Regions from separate parts of the Homo sapiens genome. Here region 1 is linked to region 2. The links are chromatin contacts, found by Hi-C or POLR2A ChIA-PET in ENCODE. All regions are on one chromosome and are shown on one strand. Each heading gives the region's core, a stretch centred on a gene start or an enhancer-like site at or near the end of the contact. The rest is flanking DNA. Distances are from core to core; before and after follow the strand shown.

Region 1 (3,490 bases), core at 841-3,340, 210 kb before region 2:
CCTAGGTAATGAGTGAAACTCCGCCTCAAAAAACAAAAACAAAAACAGCCATCATGTGCAGCATCACTTCCTTCCCCAGCCATAATAACACCCGTGGGAAGTTGCATTTCACCCGGGAACACAGCTTTCAATTCAGGGAATGCTGCCCCAGTGGCAGAATTTCAGGCACCATCAGGATACAGAGAAAGGACTGAGACTGGGCTGAGGCTGATTTCACTGACTTGTAACTGACCCTGCATTTCTAGAAAATGAAACTAGAGTGGAAACATCAGTCATGGCACACTCACGGGCCATGGGACATGAACCACAAGTGCCACCCCCATTTGTCATACCCCTTCCATGTGCCAGGCACAGTCCATGCCCTTTCTACCCCTTGCCTCATTGGGACCCTGCAAAGTGGGTATTGTGTCCACATTGCACAGCTGAGGAAACCGAGGCTCAGAGAGATTAAGCAGCTGGCTCAGGCAGCTTGTACACAATGCAACTCAGGTTGGAATCCAGCTCTGAAGCTGTGTTCCTCCCCCAGACATGGGAGAGCCATGGGTGGGCTCTGGAGCCACAGCGCCTGGGTCCCAAGTGCTGGCTTCTTGACTTTCCAGCTGTGTGACTTTGGGCAAGTAGCTCAACCTCTCCTGGGCTCAGCTGCCTCATCCAGACACTGGGGAGAATGATGCTGAGGATCTTCAAGGATGGTCGTGAGGATGAACTGGGATGATGCATGAGAAGTGCTGGGAACAGCGCTTGGTACACATAACATGCATCCAGTCAATTCCAGGCCAGAGCCTCTATCCACGTCCACAGGCCACAGACCAGCCCCTGCTTCCTGCCCCTCCTTGCCCATCCCTGCCTCTCAGCCACACTGTTCATCGCTGGTGTCAATTTAACACAGATCCTCTCAGGGGCAAGGCAGGAGGCTGAGGCTACACATGATAGCTGTTAACACAAGGGGTTGATCACAGGTTACTTAACTCAGGGAATAAAATCCACCCCCTACCCCAACAAAAGCCTGCACAACCTGCCTGGGGAAGCAGCCTGAGGGGAGCAGAAGCCAGCAGGCCAGTGTGTTCCTCTGTTTCTTTCTTTATGCTGAACCCAACCAGTTGGTGTCATCACACGCCGGCTTGTGGTCAAGAGGTGAGAGGCCTGGGTTTGATTTAGGTTTTGCTGGTTACCGGGTTTGCAGAGTAGCCAATTCCCCTCTTTTCTTGGAGCCTCAGTCTCCCCATCTGCAAAATAGAACTGATGTTGCCTACAGCGAAGGGTGGGTGTAAGGATTAAATGAGTATGGTCATTAATCTAATGAGTATTTATTGAGCATTCACCGTGTGCCAGGCTTTGTTCCAGACACTGGGGACATGTGACAAACCAGACAATGTCTGTTCTCACACTGTGGTGCTCACAGTGTGGTGGGGGGTTTCAGGTTGTGGGAAGGGCTAAGGAGAAGACAAATCAACAAGGTGTGATGTAGGGGGCTGGGGAGGACATCTGTGGCCAGGGTGAGCGGGTGTGGGGAGCAGGCTCTCTGCCGAGCCACTTCTCTTTTCCTACCTAAATTGTGAAGGTCCCATTCCCCCAGGGTGAGCAGGCCCCCTCCTCCAGCGCTGCTTTCTGGGGATCCCCTGACTCCATGCTCACAGGGGTTCTGACCAGACCTTTGAGCAAAGAGGCCATGGGGAAGGCAGTCTCCATCAGGGTCTTCTGAGGACTAAAGCGCCCCTTTTCCCAGTGCAGCCTGGCCCAGCCCCCAGTGTCCCGTGGCTCCCGCCCCCGCCCTGCCCTGCTGCTGGCTACCGATGGGAGGCTGCTGGAGAAGGCATCCTCCATTCCAGCTGGGGTCACGGGGCAGAGTTCACACAGAGGCTGCCGCAGATAGGATGGCCGTGAGCCCAAGGGCAGCGGGTATTGCAGCAAATGTGGTGAGGCCTCAGCCCTGTGGGTGACTGGGCAGGGCAGCCTGATGTCCCGGGTGAGGGTGTCAGGCACAGCCAGTGCCACCGCCGCTGAGGCTGTCTCGCCTTCAGCGTGAGGACTCCAGCTGGGGGGTAGCTGGCCACCAGCATGTCTCACACCCCAAGGAGCCTTCCTGGAGCCGCTGGGGTGAATTTACAGGACATGGTCCGCACCCTCTGGGATCCCCCATTTGAATGGAACCTGGAGCCCAGGCCCAGAAATGACCCTCTGACTTAAACTGCCCAAACGAGACTTCTCTGGACTCCAGGGTTGGGGCCAGAGCTGGTACTGGAGTTGGGGCCAGAACTAGGGCCAGAGCAGCTTTGCTGTTCTATCCTAAACTGAGAGCTTACAGAATATGAGCTGGGAGCTGCTGAGCAGAAGCAAAAAGGGGGAAATTCTTACCTCTGTTAGGCTCAGTCAGAGGAGGCTTCCTGGAGGAGGGGGTATTCTTAGGATGTTAAAATATGGTTATGACAGTAACATTTACTGAGAGTACTGTGGACCCCTATGCACACTGCATCTCATTCATTCCATGAAAACTCACCAGGGAAGGGCCTCCAGAGTCTTTGATTAGAGATGGGGACCCTGAAGCTCAGTGAGGGGCAGGGACCATTCCAAGCATTCATGGTGGGTACAGGAGGGAGCTGAGTTCCAGACCCAGGCGTGCCAGTCCCAAGAACCCATGTGCATAACCACCGTACCGCGGGTGTCCTGAGTTTAGGCAGCAGCATGAGAGACAGAGGGCTCGGGACCCAAACGCCGTCCTAGCTGGAAGAAACCTCCTATTTGCCCACATCACAGATGAGAAAGTGGAAGGCGAAGTGTCCCCCCATTCAGCTCTGTCCCCTGTGAGCTCTGAGGCACCCTGGCTCCTGAGAGTCACATGAGCGAGGAGGATAGTGGCCTGAACCATCATCTCCTGAACACCTGCTATGTCCTGAGAATTCACCATGCGTGGTCTTATCACACACACACCTGCAGAGATGTCAGCGACCCATCCATTCACCAAGGCTTCCATTAATTAATTTTTGTGTTTTTAAATAGAGATGACATCACCCAGACTGGAGTGTAGTGGCATGATCTCAGCTCACTGTGGCCTCGAACTCTTGGGCTCACCTCAAACTCTTGGGCTCAAGTGATCCTCCCACCTCAACCTCCAGGGTAGCTGGGACTATAGGTGCACATCACCACCCAGCTAATTTTTTTTCTTTGGGTAGAGATGAGGTCTCACTACACTGTCCAGGCTGATCTCAAACTCCTGGCCTCAAGTGATCCTCCTCCTGGGCTTCCCAAAGCACTAGGAGGATGGGCATGAGCCACCCTGCCCGGCCACTTTAATGAATCTTTTTTGAACATCAAGTATGCTTTCACAATTGTACTAAACACAGGGCCAGGGGTTGAGGATAACAAATGTCAGGAAATATAAGACACAACTCTTGCCTTCAAGGGGTCTGTGATCCTCAGATAGTGGAAACATGGGCTGGGAGAGTTACAACAGAAGGTGAGTTTTGTTCTTTTAAGGGTCTTATAAGTACGA
Region 2 (3,387 bases), core at 281-2,780:
GCTCCCCCTCCCACCCACTTGGCCTCCTTCCTCCCTGGTATCGCAGGCACGACCGCTCCTGAGGAGGCTCTAAATGTGGCCCAGGCAGGCAGGGAGGCCAAAGGGAGGGGGCAGAGAGGCCTGCGCTGGCGTCCCAGCCCCCACCTGGACACCCGCAGGGCCGGGACCCACGACACTGATCTGCTTGGCCTCCCAAACGCTCCAGCTATTTCCCGTCCCCTCTCCTCTTGACTCACAGCGTAAGAGCTGGGAGGAGTCGCAGAGGTGCAGATTTTCCTCTAGGAATTTGTATATTTTTTTTAAAAAGCAAGCAAACCTGGAAAAGCTTGGGACAAGCCCAGCTAATTTTAGTTTCTAATGAAAACAGCAGGTGGCTGAGAGGATCTGATCTCCCTGGCAGGGCAAGGGCCCTCCAGCCTCGCAGGCTGTAGGCACGGGCCGGGCTCGGGGAGGGCCTCCTGGGAGGAGCCTGCAGGACCTGCAGCCCCCGTTGGAGAAGATCAGGGCATGAGCTGGCTGGTAGCAGCAGCAGGGGCGGTCTGGGCTGGTGGGGTAACCTGATCAACGGCATGGCCATGGCGAGAGTCCTGGGTGGCCAGGGCAGCAGGTGGCAAATTGCTAAGCCTGTACTCCGTGGTGGCAGGAAGGAGCCTAAATTGGGGCAATGCAGCCACGACAGGAGAAGCCTCAGGGATGGCCAAGGCCCTGCACAGCCTGGCCCGGCCCACCCATCACGCCCTGGCTCTCTGTCACCCCTAGAAAGGGCTGGTGCACTCCATTTTTGAGCCTGGTCCAGCTCCAGGGTCAGCGGATGGCACACGTGTCTCTGGGGTTGAGCCACCCTAGGGCACTGGGAATCCTGAGGTGTCCAGTACTAATCAGGCCTCGCCCTGATGGGTCTCCAGGCTCTCAGCAGATCAAAAGACCACAGCAGCCCCCACATTCCTCCCTCATCCTTATCTTCCCCATCCTGAGCACTCTGCCAGGAGGGAAGCAGAGGGAACCCCGTCAGGACAGAGCCCTCCATCCTGCTGCAGGCATTTATTAAACACCTTCTATGCACTGTGCCCTGTGTGAGGCACCAAGGGCAGTGTTAGCCCCCCTCAGCAGGTAAATGGGGCATATCCACAGCCAGGTACAGAGGAAAGAGAGTTGAGAGTTAGGGCTGGGTTTGCACTGCAGCTCGCCGCTCTAGCTGTGGGACTTTAAGCAAGTTGCTTTATCTCCGTAGCCTCAGTTTGTTCATCTGTGAAATGGAGCCAAATGCTAGTTGGATACTGAAACGGGCAAGCAGAAACATTGTGGATGAGGGCCTGTAATGCCTGGGGTTCTCACTCTCTAGAGCCGGTGCCCGGTTCCATTTCCAGCCCTGGCACCCAGCCCTGCCCGGGCGAGACCCTGGGGTCTGGGGGAACAGGGGTGGGGATGGGGCTGGGCCTCGTGTGTACGGAAGGGGACAGCTGCTGTGCCAGATGAAGGCAGGGGCTGGGGGTGGGCACTGGTGCCAACGGAAGAGGTTGCTCAGCTCCTTCCTGGAAGCTGGCCCAGTGACTCACGGCCACGGCAGCCCAGCAGCTCACCCTAAGCCCCTGCGACTGTCATTCAGCCAGTCTCCCCTTGCTGAGTTCTGAGCCTGGGTGGGGGGATGCAGGTGGCTCCCCTGGTCCATCTTACTACTTATTCAATGGCAGAGACACATCTATCAGCCTGGCATGGGGCCAGCAGGCCCCTGAGGCCCGGCCACTCCCCACCCTGCCAGTAGAAGGAGGCCCACCAACTCCGACAGTGGGAAAGGCCATATGGACCCACCGGTTTACTGTACCCATAAGGAGACAGGCTCCAAGTATGGCAGGGACTTGCCCAAGGTCATGGTGGGTCAGAGGCTGCCCCCCCTGCCCAGAGAACCCCTGCCCTTGGGTGCCTCCCTTGACCAGAGCCCAGGGCCCAGCACAGCCAGATGCAGCCTTCTTGGCTGCATGCTGTGGGAGCAGAGACTGAGTTGGGGATGGGCCAGCTCTGTGCCCCCACATCATAGAGCAAACAGGGCCCCCACCCTTCTCCAAGAGGCCAAGCCTCGGTCTGAGCAGGAAAGGATCCAACGTCAGGCTCAATTCCTTGTCCCCCCACCGAGGGACACCTGTGGCCTGAACGTGGACCTGGCCCACAGCCAGTAGCCGGGCTCTTGGCGCCCCCTGCAGGCCAAGAGCAACAGGTGGGACTGGCTCCACAGGCGACCCCTTGGCTGGGCACAGGCAGGAGAGCACCCAGGCAGGGCTGAGAAGCCGGGTGGGCCCCTCCCCTTCCAAATGCAGCCTCTGCTGCTTCTCAGCCCCCTTCCTGCCCTTGTCTTCCCTCCAAGGGGCTCCGAGCTCCTGCCTGGGCCTTGTCAGGACACCACCAGTCTGTGCATCCCCTGGGAACCACCTGGTAGATAGGAAGGAGGGGCGGGGAGGCCCCTGGGAGACCAGGAATGCAGGGGGTGGGGAGGGGAGGTTGGCCTTCTTCGGCCTGAGACCGCCTACTTTGCACTTGCCCCATGCTGTACACTTGCCCCCACAATTACCTGGCACCTAGAATGTGCCCAGCTGACAGCCAGGTGCATCACACAGCAAATCACGGGCATTCCTCTTGGCAGCCCTCTGGGTGAGAACCGTTATCTCCATTTACAGATAAGGAAAGCCAGGCTCAGGCTCCACAGCCACGGGGAAAAGGAAACATCCTGGGGATCAATGCCACAGTGAGGAGGACAGTGGCATCCCTGAGTCAGAGCTCCCTATGGCTGAGAAGGAAACATTACCCATACTTATGCAGACTGTTCTCCAGGCCAGTGCCCACCTAGCCTCCCAGGTGCACCTAAGGCACATTCAATTAACCTCAGAGGCCCACCAACCCCCACTGGGACTGGGGCCCAGGCACCTCCACCTTCAACAAACCCTGCACACGTTTCGATGCACAGCCAGATTCAAGAACCGTCACTTGGTCCAACCCACATACCTGACAAATAAAATTTAGCTGCCGCCTGCAAACCTCCAGGGATGGGGAGACAGCTCCCCAGCTGCACCCTGGCTAGCATCTTTGGGTTGAACAAACCCAGCTCCCAGCAGCTTCTGGCCACAGTGTCAATTCTAGTCTTTGAGCCACACAGAGAATACTGTCTCTGCCCAAGGCTGTGAAGCCAGGCAAATGCCAGGTTCAAGTCCTGCTCAACCTCACTGGCTGTGTAGCCCTGCACATGAGGTAAATTACTTAAAATGTCTGTGCCTCAGTTTCCTCCTCTTTTAAATGGCAGCTGGTTGGCTTTCTGAGAGGATTAAACGCAATAATGTAAAGTACTTAGCCCAGTCCCAAGTTCCATAGAAGTTTGATGGAACTTCCATAAGTTTCTTC

The links. Hi-C counts contacts between places; a loop is a spot of excess contacts on that map. ChIA-PET counts read pairs that join two places held with the same protein, here RNA polymerase II (POLR2A). Pooled maps may share reads with other maps.
Region 1: a loop to region 2 is called in a pooled map, with 2.2 times the contacts of the local background. The contact joins two enhancer-like sites. A Hi-C loop is called at or near these places in 3 of 50 pooled maps. POLR2A ChIA-PET finds 5 or more read pairs at or near these places in 2 of 52 experiments (A673 and activated T-cell).

What each region holds. Positions count from the first base shown.
Region 1 is chr1:22,337,796-22,341,285 of GRCh38, reverse strand. No RefSeq gene overlaps it. Among named protein-coding and RNA genes, the nearest start is that of MIR4418, 73 kb to the right of the region's middle. Within about 2 kb of position 2,090, at least 2 of the 41 ENCODE cell types and tissues checked have a DNase peak (open chromatin) inside an H3K27ac peak, as active enhancers do.
Region 2 is chr1:22,130,883-22,134,269 of GRCh38, reverse strand. The region is part of intron 1 of WNT4 (Wnt family member 4); the gene reads left to right. Among named protein-coding and RNA genes, the nearest start is that of WNT4, 11 kb to the left of the region's middle. RefSeq lists enhancers at 355-1,080, 1,420-2,178, 2,179-2,939. Within about 2 kb of position 1,530, at least 3 of the 41 ENCODE cell types and tissues checked have a DNase peak (open chromatin) inside an H3K27ac peak, as active enhancers do.